Linked DNA regions of Homo sapiens: region 1 is linked to region 2. A link is a loop called in an ENCODE intact Hi-C map of the cell type or tissue named here. Cell type or tissue: Caco-2. All regions are shown on one strand. Each heading gives the region's core, and the rest is flanking DNA. Links, peaks and the distances in the headings are about the cores only.

Region 1 (16,601 bases), core at 3,543-11,542, 90 kb before region 2:
AAGTGCTGGGATTGCAGGTGTGAGCCATTGCACCTAGCAGCATTATTTTCCTTTAAATCAAAATAATATAATTGTTTAATATAATTATGTCCATAAAATATATTACTTTTGAAAATCTGAACAAAATTACAGTTTTTGGTTAAAGAAGAATGGATTTGCCTTTCAAAAAAATGATACACGAGAGACTGAGGCAGGAGAATTTCTTGAATCTGGGAGGTGGAGGTAGGTTGCAATGAGCCTAGATTGTGCCACTGCACTCCAGCCTGAGGGACAGAGTGAGACCCTGTCTCAAAAAAAAAAAGACACAGCTGAGTGTGGTGGCGAGCAACTGAAATCCTAGCTGCTCTGGAGGCTGAGGCAGGGGGGTCACTTGAGCCCAGGAGTTGGAGACTAGCCTGGGCAACATAGCAAGACCCCGGTCAAAAATTTTTTTAATTTAAAAAATTTTCCAAAAGGGGCACAGATACATTGAACATTGACCTTCCTTTGTCTGCTTTTATGGGACTATCCGGCTTGTTGTGATGGTTGTGGTGAAATTTACATCCAGGATACAGGATTATTTGTTCTTCTCAAAGGAGTGTCCCATTGGCCCAGCATTTCTCTCATGTTGTCTCTCCCCTGGGACTATGAAGAAACCCTGAACTGATGCAACCACCACTTGAAAATAAAGTTCCAAGCCAATCTGAATTGCACTAGGAAAAGGCAGCCATTCTTTTGGGTAGGGGGAGAAGTGAGCTTGGCTGGTCATTCTGGTTGTTAGCAATTATCTGGCTTCCGTGGGAGCATCATCCAGAAATTTACATCTTATTGAAACAAGAAGAAAATGGATGCTATTATCAGTTCGTTAGGTCTCTAAACTCCTTCTTGAATGATACATGTGATATGGATGTGCTGTTCTTTCATTACTCTCATCATCAACAAAAACAATATGTGTGTTTTAATGCCAACCAGGGACTCTGCTAGGTTCTAGGGATGCAATGAGATCTAAATGCTTAACCTTTTAGAAGCTAGCATAAATGTTAGTAGCACTTACAGCATTAAATGAAGCAGATTTTTAAATGAGGTTATAGCAAAAGAAAAAAATACTGTACATACAATTTTATACCAATACTAACATAGCTTATTTCACACAAAAGAAAAAGCTATTTAAGCAATTTTAAAAATTCATATTCATTCTAGAGAATAAATTCCAAATTTATAGCAAAAAAAGAGTGAAGTTTTCATTAGCTTTCAAGAATAATGCAGGCTCCAAAGTATTTAATATTCTATATTATGGGAATATTTTATGTAAGTCATCCCAACACCAAGTAATGCTAAAAATAACTTTATATAGGTTCAATACCATGATTTTATTAACTATAGATTTTTAGACCTTTTCTTACTTTTTGTTATTGAATCATTCACAGCTTTTATTGGTTGAATTGCCTTCTCCTAAAAGTACCAAAGTGTGAAGAGTTTTTATGGCTGAGTAATATTCAGATTCTTGTAGCCAAAGACAGGTTCTGTGAAGTAATATTGAAGACTAAATGTTGAAGAGTAGCTTTCTCTAATACCAAGCGGTCAATTTTTTCAAATATCATGAACTGGGGTAGAGTTAAGTTTTCATCCTCCTCATTATAGAATCATTCCTCATTATCCCCATTCTTTCTCCTGCTGAGGATGTGGTGGTGTACTCAAAGTCACATCCATACCCTTCTGTCTCCAAAGTCCTAGGAGAGATGGCCCTCTTCTCAACCTCTACATTGCACAGAACCTTACATCCCTCAACAGAAGGAGTACATAGTGCATAAGGAAAGTGGTCTTTTACCACTCCTCCTCACTCTGTAACATTACCAAGGACTATCCTGCAAGGGGACCATCCATAGGATGAATAGCAATAGACTGCTGCATTGACGTGCAAAGTGCTGACAACCCATTGGTGTACAAAGCACCCTAAGCAAGATCTAAAGTTCTAAGATCTTATCATGTAAATCACCAGCATGCTGTTTTATGTATCTTATTGTAATATCCTTCCAATCAGTATTATAAAGGGCAGGACACTGGGGGAATCTTAAGGCTTTGAAGATAGGGATAGTCACGTGCATGTCTTATAAATTCTCTGATGATCATATACTGTTTACTGGTAGTAATGACTGTACTTAAACAAATATATTGTTTCTCATATCATTGCATGCCAATTGACCTTCAAGTTTAAGCCAATGAAAAGATCACTCTTTTAAGTATATTTGGATAATTTTGATATAGTTACATGTGAACTCATTAAGTATAGAAACCTTGGCTTATTATTTACCACCTAAGCCTAGGTCAGTACCTGGTGCTTAGTAGGTATTTGATGAATGATGGGATGAATAAATGTGGAAATAAGTCTTTTCAGTATCTAAAGACAAAACAGATACATAATAAGATACAAATGAGATTGGCTCATCTATCTTTATTTTCATTCATTTGAATGTCCATGTAAGCAAGTTATTTCTTAAGTGACCCAGCACTGCAGTGCAACTATCATTAACATAAAATATGATTAAATAATCCACATTGTATAACTGTTTTGTTAGTAATGTAGGGATGCTTTGCGTGTTGCTTGGTTTGTGTATGCTGCCAAAAGTGTAAGCAACATTTACTGAGCTGCTATGTGGCAGGCCCTGTGTTTATTAAAATTGTAGTTTTTGCTAATTGACTGTTTTTTGACACATCCGTCTTGTTCATCATTGTCTACCTAGCACCTAGCTTTAGGCTTGCCACATATTATATTGGCAATGAATATTTGTTGAACAAACAAATGCATGAAATGTAATGAGTAAGACAGGTTTTCGCTTTCAAGTAAAACATAGTCTGGGGGAAGACGGAATGTCAGAATGTGGTGGGTGCTATAGGAGTAGGTGTTATCAGATTCTGATGCTATGGAATAATAAATTGTTAAAATATGTAATCTTATGTTTCAGAAGCTAAAGCACAGTATGGGAACTATTAGAGGCTTAGAAGGCCTCACTACCCACTAGACTCAGAAGTTGAATAGTGTCTGAGAAAAAAGAGAATAGAAGTAACAGTAGATGAAGAGTCCAGAAGTGAGACCCTTTGAGGACATGAGGACAGGTGGAAGGACTGCATCTGTGTGTTGCCAAAGAGTAACAGAGACTGGTATAGGACTTGAGTTCAATTCAGTCATATCCTTAAGTATTGTGCCATCGTGTCTGGATTACTTTGTAGTATAAGTAAATTTCCAAGCATGGGGAGGAAAGGAGAAGCTCCTTTATTGAGAATTCAACTGAATATAGAGAAAACTAATTTTACACAACTGTAATCACTGTAGTCATTTGGACAAATTAGCAAACCCAAGTTTTGCTTTAACTTGGATTGCCTTAATAAAGATGTTTTGGGGCTTAATGGCACAGTTGCTCAACTCCCCCACTTTATTCCGTGATGTTCAGACCCAGCCAGCATTTCCCCATCAGGCTCTTGCACCATGATTGACAGGGACACTTTTACTAGTCCCCTTGAAGAATGAATAGTTACTCAATGGAGATTAACCAGATATATATTTATTTTACTCAGAATATCACGATAAGTATAATTCAGAGAATTATTGCCTTCTAATATACTGCCCTGTGTGGGGGCGTCTTTGAAAGTCCGCAAAGTCACTGCAATTCTAATAGGCCACTCATGTGACAAGACCTGCTCCCACATCGGTAATTTGGCACAGCTAGTATTTCTCCTTGCCAAAAAGGGCAAAGGCCTTGAGCAAGAAGCCAGCTTTTTCCTGATTACAAAACTGACCACAATTCCTCGCCAACCTAACAGCGTAAGTCTATTTTTTTCTGGTGGTGTGTTATTCTTCTCATAGAGAACTCCATTTTTTCATTATGACATAGCACTTATCGTTTAAACATCAATTGATGTTCAAACATCAGCTGGTGTAACATTGCTGCAGTTGCTATTGATGGATAAGCTGAAGTTTTTAAGAAAGCAAACCCGATGTATAAAATTGAAACCATATCAAACCCTTCTTCATTCTCTCAGCTATTTAATTTTACAGAATTTAGATAGCAGTCAGTATCATTTTGGGCTTCACAAATCAGTAGAGTAAGTACCTTAGGAATATAACATTTCAGTAGCATGCTGATACCAACGTTTAAACTATGGATACATATTTGAATTCCAAATTTTTCTTCAAATAATGTGATTAGAGATTCAACCAGGAATAGACACCGAAAGAAAACTTTGCCCAAATAAGCTTTCTGGTATTTCATAAGCAAGAGATTTAAGTTTTCCATTTAAGAAGCAATTGTGAATTTTACAACAATAAAAAATGCAAGTGGATATTGAACAGTCTCTGCTCTGATAATTCTAAATACAGTACAGTTCACGCCCCTCACAAGACACTGAACATGTGGGTCACCGGCGAGACAGTGTGGCAATATTTTCCCTGTAATGTACCAAGTCTTGCCAAAGCAGTGAACATTATGACACAACTTTTTGTCACAGCTGGCTCCTAATAGGACAGTGCCAGCCAATTCAAGCCCAGTCCTTTCTGTGTTTATTCCCATCTCTCCCAAATATTTGGAAACTGATGTCTTGACTCATGGGTGTATTCACAAATTCTGTTACTTCAAGTCTTTTTCTTTTAACGGATTGATCTTTTGCTAGATAGAGACAAAATATCAGTGTGAATTACAGCAAACCCCTATTCCATGCTGTTATGGGTGAAACTCTGGGAGATTCTCCTATTGACCCAGAAAGCGATTCCTTCACTGATACACTGTCTGCAAACATATCACAAGGTAAAGTTCCTTCCAGATACGGCTATTGGGGACGTGGGGGCATTTATGTAAGGGTAAAATTGCTCTTGTAGTTTGTCTTCCAGGTTGTGTTTGTTTTAATACTATCATGTGTACACTCCAGTATTTTAATGCTTAGCTCGTTGCTATCGCGTTCATTTAAAAACATGTTCAGAACCTTAAAAAAGGAAACCTAACCTAATCTATTTTATCTCTGTGCATGGCTCCCATTTCCTGAATTTTAAGCATTAAAGGTATAGTTATATCCAAAAACAATCCTGTTCATTTTTATTTCCTGAGTTTGCATAGATTTCCCAAGAATACATAAGGGCTTTTTAGACTTGAAGGGTCACTTTTTCCTCTTTTCATCTCATATGTTAGAGATCTCTCATAACTGTTTTTATCCCTCTTGCAGCACTTTTATTCCTCTTGAAGTACTCTCAGCTCTTTTCTGTTCTATTTTGAAATCTAGGTATTGTGTGTGCACTTCAGCTCTCCCAAAGAATTGTAAATTCCCAGAGTGTAGGACCAAGTGGTGCTCTTTATTAGATTTCTTAGGATACTTCCTAGCATAGTGCCTAATGCATTGCAGAATAGATTGTCGGAACCTTGAAAAATATCTGTTCCAAGCATCACATTTTATGCATAAAGAAAATGAGGTCCCTAAAACAGTAAATGCCTATTGCAAGTGACTACCTATTAACTTCTCTTCAGATGTGTCAGAATCAGATACCTCCTTTTCAATATTTCTTTCTTGGCCATTGCAAAATATAAGTTCTCCATTTCTATAGCTCCTTCTACTGGAGTTTCTTAGCACAGCCTTTTCTGTTTTGTATTGTCTCGTATTGATGTCTATATTTCTATTCATTTTATTTTTCTCTTCTCAGATTCTGTGTAAAAATAGATTGTTAGCTAGTGTGATTCATGTTTTATAATATAAGTGCTAAAGCATTAAAATTAAGTCACTTAATTGCTGAAATGGATGGCTTTACATTTTAACCTTTTAATTTTCCTGGAAGCCTGAAGTTTGAACATATTAGTCACCGTTTTTAAAATATAAAGCTTTTTAAAAATGAGTAAGAAAATGTTTCCTGAAGTACTGTTTTATTTTATTACAGTAATTTGATTCAACATGTATTTCTATCATCTAAGCCTCTTAACTAGGAGTTTTGTTTTATTCCATAAATTGTTGTTATTCTGTTTTTCTGCAAGCCATAAAAATTGTTGCTATCTTTCTTCAGTTATTAATTTAGCCTGCCTCAGGGCAGAATGTCCTGGCTATACTGTGAAATAGTTCTTGAGTCAAAATTTGATAGTTTTGTCTATTTTGAAAGAACATGTCTAGAATGCAGTGCAACAAATATCAACAAATAGGTTAACTGAGAGGCAAGTACTGTTTGTGGTAAGGGATGGTTATGTGATTCAAGTTAGTTTTCATTCTGTGCTAATCTCTAATTTTATGCTTTGAATTTACTCTGAGTTTAATTTTTTTGAGTCTCAATTTCCTCTAAAAGAATGATCCAGTACTTTTCTTCCTAATTAACATAGTGCAGAATGAAATTATTAGCAATTAAAACATTATATTTTGTACCAATAATTTAACCCTTGTCTTATAGGGTCTCTGGCTACTACTTCTTCATAAGCACTGTTTCTCTGTTAAAAATGTGAGCTCCTAAAGGCCCAAGACCTATGATTGTTACTCCTATTGCATTTTGTAAATGACCTTTAAATAATTACTCCACCTCTTCCAAAACAGACAGACTTAAAAATAAATTAGCTATATGATCATCATTAGCCGAGGCCAGCAGAGTTGAACACTGTGGAGTTGAGGTATTTGGCATGGGTACAGTAGTCCTCTTAGGTGCTCCTTCTTCCTCATCATAGGCAAAGTGAAATTGGGGGTGTTGCAAATGGTTGGGTACTGCTATTTAAGAAAAAGTGGCACATTTAGTGTGAATGACTCAGATATCCAGGTAGATTGGTCATATTCATGAGATTAAAAATCTCGACTACACTTAGCCACTATGCCCAAAGAGGACTTCCATACTTTTTCCAAGGCTCCATCATTGCTGTGACCCCTTTATATTATTCCCCTTTCTCTTTTTATCAAGAGCTCCTCAAGCAACCCCAAGTAACCTCATGCTGGCTCTGAAACCATTTCCACTAGTAAAAATTGGCAAGATTGAAGGGAAGCTTCCACAAGCTCAAGCTGAATATGCCTCCTGCTTTTAGTGCCAGACTTAGTCCTGTGTGAATTCTACAATTTTAAGTCGTTGCACCAGAGCCTTGAAAGATGATGACACACTTGTCCTTTGGAGCTGATTGAGCAATGGAAATATGCCTTAGAGACATGATAAATGCTGCAATAGACAATCCTTCAAAACGAGTCTCTCCTGAGATAGGAGTGAGTGATTGATTGCATGCCATTTTTATTGAGGGATACTTAATCTGTGGTTACATATCTCCAGGCAACTGTATATTCAGAAACATTTAGATAACTGACCAAAGTTTTCACCTTTCCAGAAGTTTAAAGGGACCCATGTAGTACCAGGGAATATAAGGACCAGTCCTTTGTTGGCCACATATTTGCTGTGTGAATTTAAGCACGCCATTTTTCTTCTCTGGCCTTCTGTTTCCACATATATTAACAGAATACACAGGATTAATGGGAGGATTAAATGACACAATACTTGTGCAAGTAGATCTAAAGCCCTATATGGAATTTATTGCTTTAGCCTTGTAGCGTTAATCACTTGTGGCTAGAATAGAAGGCTCCGTTTAAAAAAAGAAAAGGCTGGGTACAGTGGCTCACATCTGTAATCCCACAACTTTGGGAGGCCGAGGCGGGCAGATCACGAGGTCAGGAGGTCAAGAGGTCAAGACCATCCTGGCTAACACGATGAAACCCTGTCTCTACTAAAAATACAAAAAATTAGCCAGGCGTGGTGGTGGGCGCCTGTAGTCCCAGCTACTCAGGAGGCTGAGGTAGGAGAATGGCGTGAACCCAGGAGGCAGAGGTTGCAGTGAGGCTGAGATTGCGCCACTGCACTCCAGCCTGGGCGACAGAGCGAGACTCCATCTCAAAAAAAAAAAAAAAAAAGAAAAGAAACCTACATTTTAAACACTTTATGGATATGGAAAAACAAAAACCGCAGAACTCTTTATTGCACAAGAGTAAGTGGCAGTTATATGAATGAAGCGGGGCATCCGCATGATCTCCTGTGAGTGTTTTGAGAAGATGATCAAACTTAGAGAAAGCATCTTTGTGTCTAATTTTTTTAAATGATGAAATTATTTCCCACTTTCATTAATATTTTCCTGTGAAGAAATTGAAGTTATTCTTTGGGCCTAAATAAAAGTGACAATTACATGTTTTCTTCTCAGAGGCATTGAGAAACTTGGATTATAATGTTTTTCGTACACTGAAGTAGAAGTCCAGAAAAGATTTGAGTTATTGACACAGATCTTCTTTTTTTTTTGAGACAGAGCCTCACTCTGTCACCCAGGCTAGAGTGCAGAGGCCTGATATCATATTTCACCACAGCCTCAACCTCCCTGGGCTTCGGTGATCCTCCCACCTCAGCCTCACTAGTAGCTGGGACTACAGGCGTACCTTACCACACCCAGCAAATTTTTGTAATTTTTATAGAGACAGGATTTCACCATGTTGTCCAAGCTGGTCTTGAACTCCTGGGCTCAAGGAATTCTCCCGCCTCGACCTCCCAAAGTGCTGGGATTACAGGCGTGAGCCATCGCAGCCTGCCCCTGAATTCCATAATTTCACGTGTAATTAGAATTCAAGACCTTTTTCTTGAATATTACTCTTGTCCATATTAATTTTTTTCTGAGTATGGCTCTAGCTTTATCATTTTTTTCTGACTTAACTCTGATTAACCTCTTTTTTCATCACCAGTACTTGGCAGATTTTGTAGATTTCTAAACTCTGAAAATCACTGTTTTTCTGAAAACTGTCATTTGTCTCATACTTTCCTCCAAAATTATGAATTATAGGAAACACCCCAAAGAAGTATCATTTACATTAGCTGTTTACAAGAAAATACAGGGTTTCATTTTTAATTTTATTTTCCCCTACTATCTCTAAGGAATACAACTTGTCTTGAAAGCTCCCTGACAGCAGCTATCCATTTAATCTGCCAATTGCAGTATAAAAATTGGTTATTAAATGAAAAACAATTGTATACCTCTCACAGAGGTTGTCATATATTACTATTTTTGTCAGCATTCTCACTTATAACTCTGTTAGGATAATCCTGGGAAAATTTCTAAAATCTTCATAGCTCTTTCGTTAGGTACATATTCCTTGAGACAGAGGAAATCTGAGCAAAGTAAATTTCTTCATTATCTTAGATCAACAAAAGTGATACAGAGCTTCTGTCCTGTTAGCTCCCTTTGGACGCTTAAAATAGGCACTAGAGGTTGTCCAGTAAATGCTTCATATCCATCTACTAGTGCTGAATATTTGTGAAAATATAGGTGATAATGAATTAGACTCGTTTGAATGGAATTAAGTTTCTGTAAAGTTTTACCAGATTGTCTTTTTTTTGTTTTTTGTTTTTTGTTTTGGTAAAAGCAGTTTTGCACCTGTAACTAATTTAAAGACGAAGAAATTGCACATGTAACTGATAGCAACTGCCATCCAACTCTTATAACCTCAGAATCAAGATCACGTGGCTATTTGAGTACACAGTGTTTTAAACCGTGTAATTTTTATTTGAGCAAGGGATTGCCAACACAAGATCGAGGTTCCCACAAGTGGTGAATGGCACTTGTGGTTAACACTGTAAAGCAGATTTAAAACAGTCAACTGTCAATTGCCTACAAGGGAATTATTCCTCATCACCTCATGCCAGGTTTTTATATGGCCTTTTAGCTGACCTTCTAAATGAGAAACTTTGCCATCCAGTGCAAACTGCCAATAGTCCTAAAATGCCTATCTTTATTATCAGTCTAATAATATTTATTGAGTGCCGATTTTCAAGGCACCATAGTGAATGCTGTGAAATCTAGACACTTTTTCCCTGGCTTTCAAAGCTCTTTATAATCCAGGCATATTTTATATATTTTACCTTATTTCTCACCACATTCCAGGCATTGGCCTGTCTTGCTCTGTTCACACTAATCTCTTTGTCCCAAGAGTAAGGCCGACCCACCCTTGCTCCAAGCCTAGTATGTCTTGAAATGCCTTTCCTAATTCTTCCATCTTTTCAAATCGTCCCTGTCCTTCAAGGTCAGCTTCAAGTAACCTCTACTCCGTGAAGCATTCTCTGAATTCATTGCTGTTCATTGCTCCCTCTCTCCTCTAAACTGAAAATGTGTTCAGAATATCTCTCTTCTGCCGCTTCCACTGCCTTCAGCCCAGTCCAGGACACCGTCTGTGCCTGGCTGCTAGTCTCTTGATGGGGTTTTCAGCTTCCATCCTAACCTCACAACAGCCTAGTCTCAACCGGTCACCCACAGAGATGATGCTCAAATGTGAGTCAGATCCGTCACTCCACCCATAGCCCTGCAGTGGTTCCCCATTTCACTTGTAACAAAAGTCCAAGTCTGGCCCCTACCTCCTGCCCTACCCCAGCTGACCCCTCTGGTCTTCTCTCTCTCTTCCACCCACTCTGCTCCAAGCACGCCGGCCTCCTTGCTGTTCCTTCCACATTCCAGATGCTCTCCTGCCTTCGTGCACCTGCCCCAGCTCTTGTTCCTGTCCAGGACCCTCTTCCTCTGGCATTCTCTGGGCCACCTCTGTCAATTCCCTATAATCTTGGCTCAAATCTTACCTTAGAGTGAGGGTGACCTTGGCCTTCCCTATCCTAGGACAGGGGAATTACATATCCTCCCCATTGCCCTTCCTCCTCTACTCTACAATTTCCTATTTAAAAAGCATTTATCGTCTTCTAACATGCCATGTAATTTATTGGTGGATTCTATGTATTGCTTACTGTCTGCTTCACCTCCCTGGAATGTTAACCGCATGAAGGCAGAGATCTTTGTCTAGTTTGTTCACCCACTGATGTATTCCAAATACCTGAATAGTATTGCTCATTAATACTTGCTAAATGAAAGAATAGAATCCTCTAACACTTACGGCTTCTATCACACAATTTAGCCCTGAGTTCAAACTGTCTGGTATTATTTCCTGTTTTATGTATTCCCTAAGCCAAATCATATAGTCACTGAAGAAAAGATCCATGTTTTATTCTATATTCCACAAATGCCAAACACATAATAAGTATAATCAGGTCTTGTTGACTTATTAATACCAAGCTGATCTCCTAAGGTCAGAGACTGGAATATATTTAGCAAATAAATACAAAATTTTAGTGTATGTTAAATATTATTCTAAAACCAATGCTAATATAAACAAACCAAGTACTGGATATGCTACAAACCAGGCACAAATATGTTTTGAATTATCTGTTAGTTAATTTGCACCGTGTCCCTCCATTAGTTTGAGTAGCATTCATTGAATATCATTTGAATATTAATTTAAACATCATTTGTTTGTGAGTTACCCAAATCCCTGGCTTCTTCTGCAAATCTACCCACCTTTTGATACTTCCATTATTTATTTGAACATCCAAAACACTTATTTGCTAGCAATGTTTAAAAAAGAGTAGCTTATTTAATTAGCTAATATCTAATATATGAAGCACTTAAAGTATTAATTGCCTGATATGTAATAGGTGCCAAACACGTCAGTTCTGTCTTCTTCTCATCTTTAAAATGGAAGTTAATACAGACATAATGTCTCCCCTTGGGTCTTTTAAGTCAGATCTTTAGGAAAAAGTAAAATATTCTCATTATTCTTATTATTTTGCTTGCATTAGCAATAAAGTATGCCTGATTTAAGTTCACTGGACATTATCTTACTATTATCTATACTTTACCTAAAGCCCTGCCTTTAGTTTTGTAAATAAAATTATAGACCTATTAGATAGATTGAGCAAGTTTGCTTAGTGGATTAAAATATGATGCTAATAAGAGCCAAAGTGAGTTTGATAATGGGTTGGCCAGATTTACACAGAAGTCTTTGCCATTTACAAAGAGTTCTGTTTGCCATTGATACAGTCACATTTCTAGCCACAATTACCCAAGATATGTAAACAGTTAACTCAGGAGAAACCAACTCAATTTTCAGGTATATGCCATATACAAAATCTCATCACCTTTGCTATTATATACACTTAGTATTATTTCTTAAGCAATATCATGTAATATAAGGGGCACGTTGATGACAGGGACATGTACCTTTTTCTTGGGATTTCAATATGAATGACCATCCAAATCTTGATCATCCCAATGGCTCCACATAATTTGGACACCATGTCTACCAGAAAGCTATCCCTGATTATTTCAGGACATGTTAGTATCTTTCTTTTCCACATTTCTAAAGTACTTACTATCTCTATCACGAGTCTGGTCTCTGTACTTCCTTCTGCTACTAAACATCTCTCACCTTGGTAAGCTTCTCAAGAACCACAATACTATGTGTTTCTTGTAAGGCCTGAAAAACACCTTGCACGTAGTATTAGGTGATTAGCTATCTTGATTTAAGGTTTTAGATTACTGATTGAACATTTACTGAGCTGAAGATATAGAGAAAGAAAAATGCCAAAGAAAATAAAATGAGGAAGTTTGGAAAAGAGAAACACACTAGTAAAATATGATGGTAACTTCTAAGAAGCAAGGTTTATAAAATAGATTGTTGATACAAAGAAAACATTATAAAAAAATGGGTAGCTTGAATGGATTTAACCCCCAACTTTATTTAATTTAAATGGAATGCCTCAAAAGACTACTCAGCTGATCCAAACATAGTAACTTCCCAAACACAAGACTCTTGACGTAGGCCTCAGAATTTGGGGAAAAAAATTCCTGCATTGTTTAAAAATACAGTGTCCTTGTAAAGCAGAATAGGCCTTATATACAAGCCAAATATATCAGTTCTAAAGCAAAAACAAAACTTTTCCTACTTACTCTTTTATTTCTTTTTTTTTTTTTTTTTTGAGACAGAGTCTCACTCTGTCACCCAGGCTGAAGTGCAGTGGCGCCGTCTCAGCTCACTGCAACCTCTGCCCCCTGGGTTCACACAATCCTCCTGCCTCAGCCTCCCGAGTAACTGGGATTAGAGGCACCCACCACCACGCCTGGCTAATTTTGTATTTTTAGTAGAGACGGGGTTTCACCATGTTGGCAGGGTGGTCTCAAACTCCTGATCTCAAGTGATCCGACTGCCTGCACTTTTCAAAGTGCTGGATTGCAGATGTGAGCCACTATGCCCAGCCTGCTTCACTCTTTTAGATAAAATGTACACCCTTTGAATTTTTACTTCCGCCATTTACACTGATTTGAAGTCCTTGGTTGAATATGTATTTAGCCTTCACTGTGCAAGGAAGCTGGTTACAAAAACAGATAGTTTATTAAAATACTTGTGTTGGTTTTTAAAAAAGAATAATTTTAATACAGTTTTTCTCTTCTTTCTTTTTGCTCTTTTTGTTATTTTTTAATAGAGACACGGTCTGGCTATGTTGTTCAGACTGGTTTCGAACTCTGGCCTCAAGTGGTCCTCCCATCTTGGCTTCCCAAAGTGCTGGGATTACAGATGTGAGCCACCATGGCTGGCCTTAATACTGTTTTATGAGTTCTGAATTGAATAATTTTTAAGTGAATGTCCTAAAATTCTATGACAATCCTTTTAACACAACTGGAAGAGTTTTTGTTGGCTTACTTGGTTTGTCTGCATGTTTCCTTCTGTCATCCCCCACTCCTAGGACCCATATGGAACATTCTCTCTTAATTAACTCTTTTATTGAAGTATAATATACTTAGAGGAAAAATGTCCAAATCATTTTCACAAGTGAACATACTTGCGAAATTAGCACCCAGACAAAAAAAAAAAAAAACAGAACAATACCAGCACTCCAGAAGCCCTCTGACTATTCTAATTTCTAACTCATTGTTAAGTTTTGCCCAGTTTTGAATTTTATATAAATAAAATTACACATTGTTTACTCTTTTGTGTCTGGATTCTTTTGCTTAGCATTTATTCGTGAGATTAATCACACTATTGAATGTAATTGTACTTCATTCTCATTACTGTATAGTGTTTCATTGTATAAATATATCACAACATATTTATCCTACTGTTGATGGGCATTCAGATGGTTTTCAGTATTGCAAATAGTACTGCTATGAACATTGTCCTGTAGGTCTCTTAGTGAAGGAGCGTATGCATTTCTGGTAGCTATATGCTTCAGCCAATAATAGAGTATGTTGAGCTTCAGGAGACGTTGCCAACAGTTCTGAACAGGACTCTAGAAATCTATACTTCTACTAGAAGTGCATGAGTGTTCTAGCTCTTCTACACCATCACTGGTACTTGGCATTCTCTGTCTTTTTCACGTTAGCCATTCTGATGGGTGTGTTGGTATCATATTCTAATTTTAATCTCCCCTTTTCTGATGTCTAAAAAGTTAAACACTTTAAAAAGCGTTTGTTGTCCATTTGGCTATCCTTTCTTGTAAAGTACCTGTTCAAGTCTTTCACCCATTTTTATATTGAGTACTTTAGGTAAACGTTCTAAAGCATACCTTGTCAGATACATGTATTGTAAATATCTCCTCTTACTCTGTGTGCTTTTTCGTTTACTTAATAAACAGATATTTCTAATCAATATAGTCTGATATACTAGATTTTTCTTTTACAGTAAGTGCTTTTTATATCCTTTGGAAGAAAGCTTTGCCTACTCCAAGGTTGATAAAGTGTGTTTTTATTTTAAAAGTTTTCTGGTTTTATATTTCACATTTAGATCCATAATCCACACAGAATTGACTTTTGTGTATGTTGTAAGGCAAGGGTTTATCTCTTTCATGGGGATATCCAGTTGACCTGCTTCGTTTATTGAAAAGATCATCCTTTGCCCACTCCCCAGCAGTGACATTTCTGTCATAAACCAGGTGACCATATAGGTCTGGGATTTATTCTGGACTTACTCTTCTATTGCATTGTATTTTTGCACCAATTAAGATTGCCTTAAGTACTGTAACTTTATAAATAGTTTGATATCTGGTAGTATAAATCCTCCAGCGTTGCTCTTCCCCTTCAAGATTTCCTTGCCACTTGGCCTCTTGAATTTCCTTATAAATTTTAGACTCAGCATATCAATTACCACACAAAAGTGCCGAGATTTTGATTGGAATTGTTCTGAATCTATAGATAAATTGGGAGATAATTGAAAGCTTTACAATATTGAGTCCTTCAATCCATGAACATGAACTATCCTTTCACTTATTTATTCTTTAATTTTTTTAAATAGTATATTTGAGTTTTCATTATGGAGATCTTACACATATTTTGTTAGATTTTTTCCCCTGGGTATTTGATTGTTTTAATGCTGTTGCAAAAATAATTTTTAAATTTCATTTTCTACTTGTTGCTGGCTTATAGAAATATAATTGGTTTTTGAATATTGACCTTGTACCCAGCAACTTTGCTAAATTATTTTATTAACTATAATGAGTTTTTTTGTGGATTTTTAAAAACACAGTCTGCCTAACATGGTGGCTCATGCCTGTAATCCCAGAACTTTGGGAGGCTGAGGTGGGTGGATCACTTTGAGCTCAGGAGTTCGAGACCAGCCTGGCCAGCATAGTGAAACCCTGTCTCTACTAAAAATACGAAAAATTAGCCAGGCATGGTGGCATGCCCCTGTAATCCCAGCTACTTGGGAGGCTGAGGCAGGAGAATTGCCCTAATGCCAGAGGTGGACGTTGGAGTGAGCTAAGATAATGCCACTGTACTCCAGCCTGGGCAACAGAGTGAGACTTCGTCTCAAAAATAAATAAATAAATAAATAAATAAATAAATAAATAAATAAATAAATAAAACGAACAACAACAACAAAATACAGTCATGTCATCTGTAAGTAATGTTAGTTTTAGTTTTATTTCTTCTTTTCCAATTATTCTTTGTCTTTTTCCTTTGTTGCATTGGATGGATTTCCAGTACAGTGGTGAGTAGAAGTAATGATAGTATCATTACCTTGTTGCTGATCTCAAGAGGAAGGCTTTAAATATTTCACCATCAGGTATGATGGCTACTCTAGGATTTTTGTTTGTTTATTTGTTTGTTTTTTATAGATTTTCTTTAGCAGACTAATGAAGTTCCCTTTCCTTCCTAAGAGGTTTTTTATTTAAAAAAAAAATTATGAGTGAATGTTGAATTATATCAAATGCTTTCATAGTTTGTTGTGGTGGTGGTTGTTTTTGAGACAGGGTCTCACTTTGTCTCCAAGCTGGATCATGGTGCATTGCAGCCTCAACCTCCTGGGCTCAAGTGATCCTCCCACCTCAGCCTCTTCCAGTAGCTGGGACCACAGCACATCACCACACCCAGCTAATTTTTAAAAAATTGTTATAGAGACAGGGTCTCACTGTGTTGTCTAGGCTGGTCTTGAACTCTTAGGCTCAAGTAATCCTCCCACCTTGGCCTCCCAAAGTGCTGGGATTACAGGTGTGAGCCACTGTATCTAGCCTAGAATATTTTTTATAGTGCTCAGGAGAAAGATTAAAAGTATGAAAAGTGTCTACTATGTATACTTTAATATCATATTGTAATACATTTGAAGATACTATATGGTATAACTAATGAAAATCTTCAAATCAGCTCATAACCACTAGAGATCTGGCTGTATCTGTTTTGACACTTTTGTTCTCAGTATCTGTTTAGCTTAAGACCCTTGTCTTCTCATTAAGAGTGCTTGACACAGTAAGTTGAAAACATAATTTCAAAAGAGCATAGAGTGTCACATGG
Region 2 (16,601 bases), core at 4,306-12,305:
ATATGGCTCTTTTTTTTTCTTCCTTGATGCCAAACATCAGGATATTTTGAAACTTATTTTCAAACACCCAGATGACTGGCTAGAGTCTTCTGTGTAGAGAGCTGATGGTCAGGGATCTCTTGGAAGAGAGAATGTACAGGCAGTAGACAAGATAGAGTCCACTTCTGAGGCGCTCCCTTATTTACAAGCTTTCTTGAACAAAAAGTCTTTCAGCCCCGCTGCCTGGTCTCAGTTCCCACCAGCGCTCCGCAGCCCATCCAAGCCTTTCCACATTATCGGAGCTGTTGCTGCCAATGGAAGGAGGAAGAGAAACGCTCTCAGCTCTCTGGCACTGATGGTTAGCATTAAATGGCTTTTAAATCCTGGCAGCTTTCAAATTCCCATCTCTGACTTTTTCCCTGTGGCTTGGAAGATCATTTGCTAAATATTTGACAACACTTTATATTCAGCCTCCAAAGCTCCTGCTCCTTTCTCCCTCTTTCTCTCCCCCAGGATGAATCATAAGTTAACGAATCTGTCATCAGTTATTCATAGTACTTTCTCTGGACACAAACACATGTAGGGATGTGTGTTAATAAAAATAGGAAGAAAAGTAACTTTGGTCAAGAGTCAAGAAAGGGTTTCCAGGCTCCCACAAGAGCCCTCCCCCAGCACCTCCCTGGAACGGGCTCCCTTTTCCTTCCTCCCGCTGTGTGTGGAGCCCAGGAACGAAGAGGGGACACACAGAAGAAACAAAGCTGCACACCCTGTTTCTCCAGCCGCCATAAGAAATTAGGCTGGCCTGAGTTTCTGGCTCCTTTTTTACAATGTGGGTGCAGAGCAAGGAGCCTAGGAGGCTCAGGGTCGGAAGAGGTGGCAGCACTAGCTGATGTCACATAGCGAATTTCCAACTAGAGGAAGCCAGAGGGGCAGCTTCACCACCTCCACTGAGGGGCAAAGAGGGAAGGGGACAGAGGCATCTGTGGCGGGCTTTCTTGGTGGCTTCTGGACTCCAGTGACTTTTTCTTGGCTCCCTCGAGGCTAAAAAGCAGGTATTTTCCTGGACAGGTCCTCCTTGCTTGACATCACCCGCTGACCGTGTGGTGCTGATGGAAAGAGCTGGGTGAGAGAGGGGCTGGATGTTGGCCTCTGGATACCCATTCCCTTGGAAATACCTAGTGGAGATGGGCGGGTGCGGGGCTCCTAATTCTACATCCTGAGAGAAAGAACCAAAGCTCATTTCCACCATGCCCATCCCCATTGCTTTCTGGTCCCCCTTTTCCTACTCATTCACTCCAAGAGTTTGGGTTATGAGACAGGAGGACCAAGATGCCTGATGGTCACTAGGTGGCCCCCTCCCTACCTTCTGCTCACCCCCTCATCCTGGTTCTTGACCTCAGCCCCTGGCTGTCTCTGCATCATGAATGTTGTTATTTGCACGTCTCCACCCTGACCGTGGGATTGCACCTGGTACATCCTCCATTTAACACCAACTGAAAAGAAATAGCAGGGTTTTAAGAATTCAAAAGATCATACAATGTCCCAGAGCCCCACCGCATTCATTAAACACATAATCCATACTCCAGTCATGTCTAGCAGGTTATGATGGTGACCGCGACTAGGCCCTGCTCTCAAGGGGGGCACAGTCTGTGGATGAGTAGTCACAGCTCAGCAGACGCAACAAGTGCCTAGAGAGGTGAAAGGATTTGCAGAGCGTGTGCATAGGCCCAAGAGTGTGAAATTCTCCAAGCGTTCAGAAAACGGCCAGGTGAGGGGCGTGGCCCACAGCTCCCAGGCTAAAATGTGGATGTGGCCAGTCAGCGGCAAATTGTGGGAGCCTTGTCCTCCCTGACGAGGAGCTCTCTCGGGCTGTGTTGGTAGCAACTGGGATCCGGGGATGCTGCCAGGCAGAAGAGAGACATGGTCAAATTTGCAATTTGGAAAGTCAGCGCCCCGAAAGTCAACACTCCCCAAAGTAGAAATTCTCTCTACAATGCTCCTGATGGTTGCCCAACCCACAGACAACTACTGAAGAGACAAGAAGCTCTCTCCCCTCTAAGGCCCTGGGTGATTTCCACCCCGCAGGCCTGGCTCTGCCCCTGGGCTCACACTTACCACATGCTTGCTCCTGCACCCTGGGGGCTCCAGCTCACCTCCTTCCCTTTCATCTGGTCGCAATATCTTGCCTCAATCATAAACAGCTTAAGGACACTGGCCCTATCCCCTGTTGATATCCATTCCCTACCGTTGCTCATATTGCCCCAAGCTACAAAGGCCCTCTGCTTCCAGGAGCTTCGTTTCACCTTCTTAATCTAATTCATGGAGATCTCATGGTCATTTTTATCCACATATGTCAAAGCCTGCCTGTCCCATATCTCATGTCCAGAAAAGGCCTGCATTGGTCATAGACCTCAAGAAAATTAGAGGCTGGGCACGGCGGCTCATGCCTGTAATCCCAGCACTTTGGGAGGCTGAGGCGGGCAGATCACCTGAGGTCAGAAGTTCAAGACTAGCCTGGCTAATATGGTGAAACCTCGTCTCTACTAAAAATACAAAAATTAGCTGGGCATGGTGGCGTGTGCCTGTAGTCCCAGCTACTCAGGAGGCTGAGGCAGAAGAATTGCTTGAACCCAGGAGGCAGAGTTTGCAGTGAGCCGAGATCGCACCACTGCACTCCAGCCTGGGCAAAAGAGTGAGACTCTGTCTCCAAAAATAAAAATTAAAAAAAAGCATATTAAAAACAAAAGAGATTATTATATAAGACACTTAGAACTGTGTGTAGCACACAGTATGTGTTCAATAAATAGCAACTATTATTGGAGACGGCACCCTGGGGTGGAATGCAGAGTTACGCTGATTTGGGTTAAAAGTCTAACTTCACAGCTATGGTTCTAGGTCCATATGGCTTTGGCCAATCTCTTAATCTTTCTAGGCCTTAATTGCCCTCATATGTAAAATGAGATAATATCCACCTTAGAGGGCTGTTATGAGGCTTAAATGTAATAATGGTTGTAAAACACTTCACACAGGTTCCCGGTACATCCAAACCAGTCGGTAGTGTTGGCTGCGGGTAACGTTATTGCCGCGGCTGTTAAAGTGCCCCACCTTTAAGGAGGCATTCTGGGCCCACGGGACAGGTCTTCCTGTGCAAGTGTTCTGGACCTCACCTGAGGAGCCTGGAAACTCAAAGCCGGGATTGAATTTGGCACTTGGCAGTAGAGTAAAAATACATTCTCTCAAAAGATTTTGCCTCCAATCTATAAGGATTAGGAGAAAAAAACAGTATTTGAAAGACAACTGCTGTGTTCTGATTTAGAACACATGCTCAGGATGAGGCTACAAAAACATTCTCTCCCCAAGTAGTGGGACTTTTCTCTTGTGACTTACACTCCTAATTTTAGCCTAATATTACATAGTTGGAATTTCCAGAGGGGTTATAAAGAATAAGAAAATTGCTAATTTGAGTCTGTAGGGAGTGGGTTGGGATATTTTCATCCCCTCCGGAGCTGTGTAAATATGTTCCAGGCCAAAAGTTCCCAGGAGAGTGTCATTCCTGGGGTCTATTTAGTGCCACGGGCTTGACTCAAGGAGGATCCTAGTGGCTTCCCGCAAGAGTTGGAAAATTGTGATCCCCTGGCCATTTTTCCACAATACTGGAAGCCGGAAAGTGTAGGTTAGAGCCCCCATTGTCCGTTTGAGACTTAGCACTGCCATTTTCTATGTATGTGGCCTTGGGTAGGTCACTTTCCTCTCTGGGGACATCATACCTGGCCTGTAGAACTATCTCAGCAAATTACATCTAATTCCTTCATGATGAATGGGCCTCAGTTTCCCTAGCCATAAAATGGGAATAGCAGCACCTACCCTGCATGTTTTATAGAGTAAATGAAAAAAAGCAGGGCAAGCCTGATCACTACTCTTTACAGATAAGAAAGGCCCATAGAGGTGAAGGAGCTAGGCCAGAAAAATGGAGAGGCAGGGCTGAGGCTGGACCTCAGGCTTCCAGAGGCCCACCCCTGCTAGGGCTCTTTCTTGGTATGCTGTGCTGTCTCCAGAATAACCAAAGACAGTGTTGCCTGGTTGGCAGAGCAAAAGCGTTAGGGCAGGAAAGACTAAAGTTTGACTTTGGTTCTGCCGCATACTATCTGTGCAACCTTAGGTAAGTTGCTTCCTGTCTCTGGGCCTCAGTTTCTTCATCTAGTTGGCGAAGTCCCCAATTCCTATCTGATAGAGTTGTTGTGAGAATGAGAGGTCATAAGTGGATGAAGTGCTTAAGTCCCATAAACTATTAAAATCTTCAAAAGACGAGTACCTCCAACCTCACAGGATTTGCTAGGAGCTCATCCTGGCCAGGGGACATTGGTAACCAGCATCCACCACCAGAGAAGAAATCATGAGACTCTGCCCATGAGGACCTGTCCAGTGTTGCCTGGGTCTGATAGGGGTTTGCAGTGGGACTTGGGAAGTCACTTTCTCAGAGCCTCAGTTTCCCCATCTCCACAGAGAGCTGGTCTGCCCTTCTAGCTCTGATATCCCAAGGCCTTGGGGGCCTCCAGGGGAGGCTGGCAGGAAGAAAGAGCCCTCTCTGGCTGACCCTCGGAGGCCTGTGTTCTCTGCTGCCTGTGCTTGCATTCAGCCCTCCTAGCGACCTAGGCCTGGACCAGGCAACAGCCAGCACTTATTAAAGGCCTGGGGCTGGTCCAGCCACCTCCAAGGGGAGGGGAGGGACACCGGATGGATGGCTGGTTCCCACCCAAAGCCAAGCTGCTCAGAGAGGGGCGTTGTGCTGAGTCAGCGGGTTGGCAGCTCCTGGCCCGGGGTCTCTGGCCGCCTGAGCCTGCCAGATGGGCTGGAGCCAGGAAGGCCTCCGAGGAGCCGGCGTGTTATCGATGATGCTGCCGCTGCTGCCACAGCAGTGGGAAACGTGCCCTGGAAAAGCCTCTCCCCAGCCAGGCCTCCCAGGGCTGCAGGGTGGGGGACGGTTGCTGGGGAAGGAGGAGTTTTAGGAGTTGCCTCCTACTGTCAAGATTCTAGCCAGGGCTGCCCCCCTCGTGTCCCCTGTCTCCCCACTCTGTCACCTCACGATAGCAAGTATTCTCCAGCACCAAGTACAAGCTTTACTTATAAACTGCCCTCTGTCTGCTGAATCCTTCCACAAGCCCGGTGAGGTGGTTTATGGGTCAGGATCCCAGCAGGGGGAAATGGCACACTCAAAAGAGACCATTGAGGAGCGTGTCATGCAGAGACTAGATTCAAAGTCGTGGGAGGGTTAAATGAAGGGAAACCAGGAAAGGATAGTGAAACATGCCAAGGCCGGCCTCCGCAGAAAGCCTTTACCCCCCACCCGCCCAGCTCTAAAGGACAAGGGAAGAAAAGGTGGCACAACCTCCAGAGGGCTGCAGGCAGAGAAGAGGCTCCCCTCAGGAGTCGCACCCCTAACACCAAGGAATGCAACCACTGGTCACTCCAGCATGGCCAAGAGGAGTCCTTTTCTCCTCTCAACCTCCTGCCAAAGTCTCCCATTGGCCAAGTCCAGCTGGAAGCCAGAGAGCAAAAGAGCCAATGGATACCATGCGTGCGATTCAGCCTCCTGGAGCACACAGCCTGGTAGAGAAGAGTGGAGGGGGCATCTGAGGGGCAAGGAGAATATTCCGCACAGGTGGACAGTATTCTCAAGCCCATGATACTCAAAGGGAAAGAGAGAAACTGAACTCTGAGGTCACAGAGCCATAACTCCATTCTAGGATTCCAACTTAGGTCCTCCTAGCCCCAGAGCCATGGTCTTTCCATTACATGAGACCTGCTGCAAGAGAGGACCTAGGAACCACGGCAGAAGGAAAGGGAGCTTGACTCATTCTGCATCTCCTTACGTCCCTAGCCAGGGTGGGTGCTTGCAGCTGGGAACCCGGTGCGACCCTATGGGGTGCTTCCTGCATGTTTCCATCATGTTCCCTGGAGATGTGAGGAGTGTAGTCTAATGCAGCCCACGCAGGTTTTCCTCTGAAAGTTAACATGAGCTTTGTCATTTACTCCTATATATGTAAATACCTTATATATAGATATTATATATATTTGTAACTTTAAAATTAATGTATAAAGTATCATTTAGAAGTTAAATGACTTCATTTATTTCTACCTACCCCAAAACTTTGAGAAGAAAAAGAGTCCCCAGCATGGAGCACTACATCTTTCCTATGGCTTCGGGTGCCCCTAAGAGAGGGCTGTGTACCCCACTTTGAGAGGCACAGACCCTCCTGTCCTTCAGGGAGAGAAGTTCCTTGCCCAGCGTCTCCTGGGTAATAGTCAGACTTTGAGTCCCGTGACCCTGCTTTTTGCACGGTGGAGACAAAGGAAATCTGGCCAAAATGGAGCCCAGGAGACAGCCTGAAAGGGGAGAAAAGGTCACTCATGGTCAGCCTGAGAGGAGGGAAGAGGAAAAGATTTGAGCTCCGTGTCAGCAAATGCTCACTGACATTCTCTGTCCCCAGCTGTCCCCGTGCTCTGGGGATACATAGATAAGCCTGGCATGACTTGGGTCACCAAAGAACTCACTCTCATGGAAGAGATAAACACAAACGCTGGCAACGCCAAGACACCCGACAGGTGCCAGGAGTGGAATGGCTCGGAGGCAGGCAGGCGGGTTCAAATCCCCCACGCAGCCATTTCTTAGCTGTATCACCGTAGGCAAGCCATGTAACTGTCTAGGTTTCCTCTTTTATAATTGGGCAAGCTCATACCTACTTCCCAAAGTTACCGTTAAGGAATGAGATAGATGAAGTATGAGAGCACTTAGCACGTAACCCAATGCCACAAATGCCGGGACAGAGGGTTGTGCACGTCACGACGAAAGAGGACAGCCATGTTTCTCCAGCCCCACATTGCACTTATGATTCGACGTCGAAAGAATTTATTTTAAATTTCCCAGATAACCTGAGCTCTGTGGTTTCTGTTGCTATGGAAGTGGGGAAGAGGTTTCACTCTGCCCCGGGGAGGTAAAGGGAAGGCTTCACAGTGGAGGTGACATTTGAGATGAGTGGGAGGATTTATAAGAGTGGCCCAGGCAGACAAGGAAGAAACAGCTGGCAAAGGGCTCATGCACAAAAGCACGTGGCATGTTGGGAAGTATAAATATTGAGATGTGGCTGGGATATGAGGGTGCTGGGGGAGGAGGAATGGCTGGAACACTAGAATAGAATCAAGGCTTTTTTAATATAGGTCGGGACTTAAACTGATGGACGGAGTGATTTCTACTTTATCCAGGGAGCATGGAAAGCCTTGGAAGGTTTTAAGCAGGGAAGTTGCAAATCAGATATTCCCTCTGGTGATCCCTTCATCAGCCGAGGAGATAGGACTTGACTGGAGGGTGGGAGACCACGAGGAGGCTGTGACCATCATACAGATAAGAGGTGGCAGTGGCATGGTGAGGGAATGGCACTGGCATTGGGGTCGGAAGGAGTAGACAGATTTGGGAAACAGTCCAGGATCTACTTAACATGGAGGTGAGGGAGGGGGAACTCTCAAGGTGATACTCAGGTGACATGGATTGTGGGACAGGGACATGCTCTTTATTGGACTAGGGGGCTTGTTGGAGAGAACATTCATAAGTTCTGCTTCAGAAATCCTGAGGGTGAGGTATCTGTGGGGCACCCAGGCGGGGGTGTCTCGTTGGCTGTTTGATCTATGGGTGTCTGGAGCTTAGAGGTGCAGGCAGGCTGGGGAAGAAGGTGACCAGGGTTACAGAACAGCCACAGTAAAGGAGGCCAACATGTGTTCCTGCTGGAGCTCCCTGTAGGACCGTAGGTCAATCATCTTGCCCCGCAAACCCCATTTTCCCACTGGGCTCAGGAGGTCTGAATGTCTGCGTTGTCTTTGTATCCACTGGCTCCCTAAAGATGTACAGAGCGCCTTCTGCATGCCGGGGGCTGCTGGAGAAATGGGATTCCCATTTAACTGCCCGTCATCTCATTTCTCCAGCACAGTGACCATCTGAGAGAAATAGTATTGTTCCATTTCACAGGTGGGTAAACTGAGGCCATTAAGTGACAGAACTGGGAGTTCTTCTAAATTCAAATACGGTGACTGTCCTTCAAATTGGCAGAACCAAAGACCTCTGGGAATTGAAGGTTAGGGGCCTCCATAAATGGGCCTCCCCCTCCCCTGTGGCTGTTTATGCTGCCCCAGAGTGGGTATTTCTTCTACTCTGTCTCCACACACAGACGCGCACACCGTCCAAGAGGCATGCCTTGCTGACTCCTTCACAGGACTTTATTCTCTCCGGTAACTCAAAGGAAAGGTTCCCTGAGTGCCTATCTCGCCTCTGGGAGAGAGAGTTTTATTATCAGGGCAGCAGTGGCCCAGACGGCAGGGCCCCACAGGGCAGAGTCCTTTCACTCTTCAGATTCCTTCTCCCCGGGCTGCTGCCACCGCCCCCTCCTGCCCTGATCTGCATCCCTGGACCCCAGCCAGCGCCAAAACAGCGCTGAAAGTCAGCCCCGGCTCAGAAGCCCTGCCCGTTCTTCCTTCCCACCCCCATGTTTTCAAGCATGAAGCCTTGGGGCCTCCGTTTTCGCATCAATCAGATGGAGGTGATCCTTATTTCTACAGACCTAACAGGGCCATATGGAGGATTAGATGAGATAATGGAAGGAGAAAGTGCTTCGCAAACACCACAGACTAGCACTCCTGGGGCCGCCGTGTTATTAGTACTGTTACCTGACCTGGTGTCTCTGTACCCGCGGCTCCTGAGTCAGTCCTCAGGGCAGGTACAATTCCAGCTCCAAGGGAATGAGGTTTTCTCCCTGGAGCTATTGGAGGTCCCCCAGCAAACTTTCTGCCTGGTTTTTACAAGCTTTGTGAGAGGGTTTGTGCTGTGACTAACACCCGATCCTCTGACTCCCTTGGTCACCACTACCTGCTGGGCAGGAAGTCAGCAGGACTCGACCCCCCTTAATCACTGCCACCTTCCCATGACCCGCCTCAATCACGTCTCTTTACAGTTGGGCAGAGCCGGCTGGGCCTCCTCAAACTTCCATATCTGCACCGGGAGATCACTGATAGGGCTAATGGCATTTGCTTGCCTCCACACCCTGGGCCCAGTGCTCCAGGAGTCACGCAATCCCACAGGCCCAGGGCGGAAACTGTTCCCACAGCAGCAAGGCCCTCCGGCCTGGGGAGCCTCCCCGCCCCATAAAATATATGAAAAGAGCCTTTCTTCATGGCCACCTGGCCAGCCAGCCTCAAAGCCACAGGAAGTCCCCTCTCCTCCCCATCACTGCCCACCTCCATCCCTCCTGCCCTCACCCTACCACCCACCTCTGTGCACTCTCTCTCTCTCTCGCTGTCTCTCTCTCTCTGCGTTTGGGCTCCCAGGGATCTCCAGACCCCTAATTTCTCCTGCCAGGCATGAAAACTTTGCTAATTTGACAGCCCTCCATTGAATCACATATTCAGTCATTTGTTCATTCATTTGTTCAGTACTCACCAGGTGTCACCTCTGAGACAGGCCCTATTGTTGAATGCTGGGGACATAAAGATGAGTGAGACAATCCCTGACATCCAGCAGTGTGTGGGTTGGGATTGGGATGGAGAAACTGGAGGTAGGGACCACTGACGAGGCTGCTGCAGCAGCTCCAATGCAGGAGGCTGGCCCGTGTCCCTCGGCCTTACCACCTGGGTGCACACTGGCCCGACTTCTGGCCGCCAGCCCCTGTGGTTCCTTGCCTGAGCCCTTTCTAGCCACAGAAGTGTGCTTTGCTGTTCCATGCAGTCGACTAGATTTGCCAGGGTCTCAGTGCTCCCCAGGAGTGCTCTTGACTGAGGACTGATGATTAATTTAGTTGGGGCATATAGACCCCTGCTCCCTCACATCTCAGGTAGGATATCTGTTCTGCACTGACTCCCAGAGTTTCCCCAGTGGGATTCAGAGCCACTCTCCCACAGTGCCAACCTGCCTGAAAACAACTTTTCTGGCTGCCTTCTCTTCCAGGTCTCATTTCCTCACTCACTGCCTTACCCGTATTCTCTTATCTTCCAAATAAACTACTTGCACTCAAATCCTTTCTCAGGGTCTGCTTGTTGGAGGAGGCCAAACTAAGTAGACAGCAGGTTAGCAATAGAGGTGGCTGGAGTTAGGACAGCGGCAGTCACCCACTTATACAGATAGCGAGAACACGCTTGAGCACCTACTGTATACCCAGATCCTGAATGCTGAGGACACTGGGGTGAATCTGTCATGGGCCCTGCCTTTAAGAAACACACTGGGGCCAGGTGCAGTGGCTCACACCCGTAATCCCAGCACTTTGGGAGTCAGAAGTTCGAGACCAGCCTGGCCAACATGCCGAAACCCTGTCTCTACTAAAAAAAAAAAAAATACAAAAATTAGCCAGGTGTGGTGGCATGCACCTGTAATTCCAGCTACCCAGGAGGCTGAGGCACAAGAATCACTTGAACCTGGGGAGACGGAGGTTGCAGTAAACCAAGATCGCGCCACTGCACTTCAGCCTGGGTGATGGAGTGAGACTCTATCTCAAAAAAGAAAGAGAGAAAGAGAGAGAGAGAGAGAGGGAGGGAGGGAGGAAGGAAGGGAAGGAGAGAGGGGGGAAGAAATGCACTGGGCTGAGCACGGCGGCTCATGCCTGTAATCCCAGCACTTTGGATGGCCCAGGTGGGTGGATCACTTGAGCCCAAAAATTTGAGACCAGCCTGGGCAACATGGCAAAACCTCGTGTCTACAAAAAATACAAAAATTAGCTGGGCATGTTGGCTCACACCTGTAGTCCCAGCTACCTGGGAGGCTGAGGTGGGGGCATCACTTGAGCCCAGGAAGTCAAGGCTACAGTGAGCCGTGATCACACGACTGCATTCCTGCCTGGGTGACAGAGTGAGTCCCTATAAAAAAAAAAAAGAAAGAAAGAAAAGGGAAGGAAGGAGAAAGAAAGAGAGAGAAAGAAAAAGAGAGAAGAGAAAGAAAGAAAAAGAAAAGAAAAGAGAAAAGAAAAGAAAAAAGAAAGGGAAAAGAAAGAAATGCACTGTCTAGTGAGTGAGGCAGACAAGTAAACCAACAGTTACCAGCAGAGATATGGGCGATAACGGAACTTAGTATGGGATGCTATGGGCACACAATGGAGAGCCCCTAACTCAGCCTGGAGGATGGAGGAGGCAACAACTAAGCTGTGTCTTTTTTTTTATTTTTTTTGCTTGAGACAGAGTCTCGCTCTGTCACCCAGGCTGGAGTGCAGTGGCGAGATCTCGGCTCACTTCAATCTCTGCCTCCCGGGTTCAAGCGATTCTCCTGCCTCAGCCTCCTGAGTAGCTGGGATTACAGACAGGCACCACCAAGCCAGGTGTATTTTTGTGTTTTTAGTAGAGACAGGGCTTCACCATATTGGCCAGGCTGGTCTCAAACTCCTGACCTCAGGTGAAGTGCCCAGCTCAGCCTCCCAAAGTGCTGGGATTACAGGCGTGAGCCACCGCACCCAGCCTAAGCTGTGTCTTAAATGTTCAGTAGGAGCTGCTCAAGCGGAGAAAGTGAGTAAGGGTGCTTCAGGTAAAGGAACAGTATAGGTAAAGGCACAGAAGTATAACCAAGCACAGCCCAGTTCCAGAAACACTAAGCTGTCCACTGGGGATGGGACATTGGGCATATATGAAAGAATAGTGGGAAATGAGCCAGATTCCAGATCCTAAAAGGGCTCTTGGACATTACATTTTTTAAAGGGGAATCTGAATACATCAATGTTTAACCCGAAGACATGAAACTCTAGCCAGGTATGGTGACACACCCCTGTAGTCCCAGCTACCCAGGAGGTTGAGGCCAGAGGATCATTTGAGGCCAGCAGTTGGAGGCTGTGGTGAGCCATGGTTGCACCTGTGAATAGCCACTGCACTCAGCCTGGGCAACATAGTGGGACCAAAAAAGAAAGAAGAAAGAGAGAAAAAGAAAAAGAAAGAGGAAGGAAGGAAGAAGAAGAGAAGGAAGGGAGGGAGGGAGGAAGGAAGGAAGGAAGGAGAAGGGAAGGAAGGAAGGAGAAGAAGGGAAGGAAGGAAGGAGAAGAAGGGAAGGAAGGAGGGAGAAGAAGGGAAGGAAGGAGAAGAAGGGAAGGAAGGAGGGAGAAGAAGGGAAGGAAGGAAGGAGAAGAAGGGAAGGAAGGAAGGAGAAGAAGGGAAGGAAGGAAGGAGAAGAAGGGAAGGAAGGAAGGAGAAGAAGGGAAGGAAGGAAGGAGAAGAAGAGAAGGAAGGAGGGAGAAGAAGGGAAGGAAGGAAGGAGAAGGGAAGGAAGGAAGAAGAAGGGAAGGAAGGAGGGAGAAGAAGGGAAGGAAGGAAGGAGAAGAAGGGAAGGAAGGAAGGAGAAGAAGGGAAGGAAGGAAGGAGAAGAAGGGAAGGAAGGAAGGAGAAGAAGGGAAGGAAGGAAGGAGAAGAAGAGAAGGAAGGAGGGAGAAGAAGGGAAGGAAGGAAGGAGAAGGGAAGGAAGGAAGAAGAAGGGAAGGAAGGAAGGAGAAGATGGGAAGGAAGGAAGGAAGGTCGGTCGTCTAACAAGGGCATATTTCAGACAGCTTAGGAAGCTCCTTCCCTTCTCCTTGTCCTGCTTCACTAAGGGTCCAGGCCTGGCTGAGACCAAATGGCTGTTTGCAAAATGTCCTGGGGGTAGTCTCTGCAGCAATGACTGAGGAGGCTTAGGAGGAAAGGTTAGACTAGAGGGACAGCAAGCAGGGCAGCACTGTGCCCCCTTGTGTCAGCCAAGCCAGCCGTCAAAGCCCTTCCAGAATGATGCTTCCCAGGACCCAGCTTCCACCCTCTTCAGAGAGCCTTGTCTCTTTGAAGTGTGGAAAATCAGGTTTGGATGCTAATTTGTGTTGATATGGGGAGGGGTGATTCTGACATACCTGGGTACATCCGGGAGCCAATGGAATGGAACTGCCAAAAACCAGACCTGTGAGCAACCAGAAGCCTCTTAAAGAGTGGTGAGTGGGCATGGTGGCTCATGCTTGTCATCCCAGCACTTTGGGAGGCCAGGGCAGGAGGATCACTTGAGGCCAGGAGTTTGAGACCAGCCTGGGCAATATAGCAAGACCCCCGTCTCTACAAAAAATTAAAAAATTAGCCAGGTGTGGTGGTGCATGCCTATAGTCTCAGCTACTCAGGAGGCTGAGGCAGGAGGATCACTTGACCCTGGAAGGCTCCAGTGAACTGTGTTTGTACCACTGCACTCCAGCCTGGACAACAGAGTGAGACCCTGTCAAAAAAAAAAAAAAGAGTGAGGAATGACCGGTCTGAGGAGCTTGACCTGGTAGCAAAGCCTTCTGTGGTGGGAGGTGCAATTCCAAGTTCAGCAGGAGGCTGTCACAAATGTCTTCCCAGCCCAGCTCCATTGACTTCTATCTGGGTCCTAGAACAGAAAAGGCCTCCAGTTAAATCCTGGAAGAGTTGCTTTAATAAAATCTCTGTTCCAAGTTCTTTTCATGAGTTATCTCATTTAGTTTCACGACAGCTCAATAAGGCACTTATTAAATTACCATGTACCTTTTTAAGAAGTAAATGAGGGACAGAATTGCTAAGTAATTTACCCAAGGACACGTAGTTTTTAAATTGGCAGGGACACCACACCGCAGCTCAGCTCAAGGTGAAGTAGTCACCGCCAAGAAATCTAGCAGGATCATGGGAGCTCCAGACCAGAAACTGCCATGTTTTTTAGGCAGCACCTGCTGGTGTTCAAACTTCAACCTGATTGGTCTATCCAAGGTCACATGATGCACCACCTACCCAATTGCTGTGTCCAGGGGGATGCAAAAAGCCAATGGGCTTAACCCTATGTCACATGCCCATCCCTGAAGCAGAGGTTGGAGTCCCACCCGAACCACACTGGGCAGACAAGAATTTCTGCAAACAAAAATCCAGGGCTGTTGCCAAAGGAAAAGGAAATCGTTTCTGGAGCAAATATCTTGCAACCACTATAGTCACCTAAGGGAAACATGATTTATTCCATCTACAACAGGACATGGAGCACAAAGAGAATTGTGTCAAGATCCCACCAGGATACAGCAGGCACACTCGAAGTGGGTAATTTGAAGAGTGCTTAATAATAAAGGGATCATTTACAAAGGGGCGGGCAGAGTGTAGTGAAACCACAGGGATGGGGCCGAGTCCAGGACCAGTCACCTTCCACAAGTCACCAGAACCTGTAGAGGGAGTCAGCTGTGGGAAGACAGTGGCCTGACAGGAGCCTGACCATGGTCCAGGGAGGCAGCCAGCCTGTGGGGACACCGTGGGGAAGGAACTGGGGGAATAAATCTTGGATCCCTCTCTGTTTCCCCAACCTGGCTTCCTGCATATGTCTCATTGACTGAAGCCAGCCAGAAACCAGAGGGGGAGGATGCCTGTTGATGCAAACCATACAAGTCAGCCTCCCAGGGTGCAAAGCATGGGGCGTGGATCCAGAGAGGCAATGAAGGCACCCAGCACATCTTACTACTCCCTGAAAGCAGAGCCTGAGACAGGGACTTGGGCATAGCAGTGTGTGGGGGAGGAGATTTAGAGGAACCAGTCGTGTGTGAGAGAGTGAGACAAAGAGGGAGGAAGAGTTGCTGCTCTCCCCATAGAGAAATACTCCCAAGATGGTTCGTTTGAAGGACAGGCCTCATCCCTGTTGGTTGAGGATTGCCCCAGGGGCATCCTGATGGTATTTATTTATGTGCAGAGAAGGCTCCCATAGTCAGAGAAAGGAGAATGTCCTGGTGCAGAAGGTAAGGAGATGTGCTGCATTTACCTGTGAGGGGCTTTGATTATGCAAGTGAGTCTCAGCTTGCACCAAACCATTCACCATCTCAGCTGTGGCTGAAATCAGAAGTGAGCTGAGGGATGGGACACGGGGTACCAAAAGCATAGGCATCTGCAAAATAGGTCTCATGTAGAGTCTTAACGGTCTGCATTCTAGACCAACATCCCAGGAGGCCCTAAAAATGCTGGGCAGCAAAGCACAATTGCAGAAAATTTCCATGCAGGATAAAATATCATGTGTTGGCACCAGAGGATGTGAGCAAGTCAGAGTCCCTCAGAAGAGGGAAGGAACAGTTAATCAGACTGATACATCATTTTATACTTCTAGTGCATCAGTTATTCTACTGCTGCATAACAAATTTCCAAGATGGCTCACTCACAGGGTATTATGGACTGAACGTTTCCCCTCCAGATTTGTATGTTGAAGTCCTAATTCCCAATGTAGTTGTATTTGGGGCCTTTGGGAAGGTAATTAAGGTTTGATGAGGTCATAAAGATGGTTATAGTCCAGTAAGACTGGTGTCTTTTTAAAAAGAGGAAGAGGCACCAGGAGCATGCACACACAGGGAAGAAGGACCTGTGAGGACACAGCGAGAAGACAGCTGTCTGCAAGCCCAGGAGAGAGCCCTCCCCAGAGACCAGCCCTGCTGCCACCTTGATCTTGGCCTTCCAGCTTCCAGAACTGTGAGAAAATTAATTTCGGTTTTTGAAGGTCCCCAGGCTGTGGCATTTTGCTATGGCAGCCGTAGCAGCCAAGTACATGTGGTTGTTGGCGGGAGGCCTCAGTTCCTCACCACGTAGACCTCCCTGCTGCATCTTCACAACATGGCAGCTGGCTTCCCCGAGTGAGGAATCTAAAAGAGCAAGGTGAATCCACAGTGCCTCTTATGGCCTAGCCTTGGAAGTTATATTCCATTATTTTCACAAGATCCTATAGGTCACACAGGCCAGCCCTATTCACTGCAACAAGGGAGCAAGAGCATGAATGCCAGGAGGCTGGGCATCCTCCTGGAGTGTGAGCATAGAGCTGGCTTGTACAGGCACTCAGTATTTAGTGACTGTTGACTGTGCCCCAGCACCATGCAAGCCCTGCACCACAGCCCCTTTCCCCAAGAGCTTATATTATTTTGGGAAAGTTAATGTACAGTTTGAATAAGGAGAGGCCAGACACGCTAGTGTTCAAGAGAACCATAAATTGAAAAGGCTCAAGTGGCTAAAAGTGGCCTTGGAGAAGCTCCAGATAAGTTAGTGGTGGACAGAGAGCCAGCTGTGCCCATATTCAGACCCTGGAAGGGGAAGGTCCTTAGTGCTTGGAGGGTGGGGGTAGGAAGCTGTAGGCCTCTCTGCAACTCGCCCAGAGCCTCCAGTGGTGGCCGAGTGACATTGAGCTGATCCTGCCCCACTGTTTTCTGCCTAATGGCTGACACCACCTTAGATTGTTGTTCCAGTTGGGAACAAGCCTGGAGACCTTGAGAGCAGGAAAGGCCCCCAGAGGCCATCAGATCTCATGTTTGATGTGAAAAAACTGAAGCCCAGAGAGAAAAGGGGATTGTCCAAGGTCATCAGGAAGCAAACATGTACTCAGCACCCTCTTTGGGCCACATCGTGGGCCTGGCTCTTCACACTCATCATGTCATTTAATCTCTACATCAACCCTGAACTGTAGGAATGGTATACCCTGTTTTACAGATGAGGAAATTAAGGCTCAGCGAAGAGAAGTGAGCTGTCCGCAGTCACAGAGTGAAAAAGTGATGGAACCTAGATTGGAGCACAGATCTCTCTGGGGTAGAAGGTGGACAAATGGAAGAGATGGCAGGATCGAACATCTACGCCCCTACCAATGGTGGCCT

The links. A loop is a pair of places that touch in the nucleus more often than their neighbours do. Peaks named below come from ENCODE experiments on the same cell type or tissue, not always from the same donor. Only the 100,000 strongest peaks of a DNase experiment are listed, where the experiment ranks them.
Region 1: it touches region 2 in a loop (10-fold over the local background); 2 of 110 quality-filtered maps call a loop at or near these places.

The regions. Positions count from the first base shown.
Region 1 is chr3:12,346,897-12,363,497 of GRCh38, forward strand. The region is part of intron 2 of PPARG (peroxisome proliferator activated receptor gamma); the gene reads left to right. Among named protein-coding and RNA genes, the nearest start is that of PPARG, 66 kb to the left of the region's middle. In Caco-2, for the core only: no CTCF peak of the experiment used is centred there; no DNase peak of the experiment used is centred there.
Region 2 is chr3:12,436,324-12,452,924 of GRCh38, forward strand. No RefSeq gene overlaps it. Among named protein-coding and RNA genes, the nearest start is that of TSEN2, 40 kb to the right of the region's middle. RefSeq lists an enhancer at 8,230-9,429. In Caco-2, for the core only: no CTCF peak of the experiment used is centred there; DNase peaks (open chromatin) are centred at 8,378 and 8,998.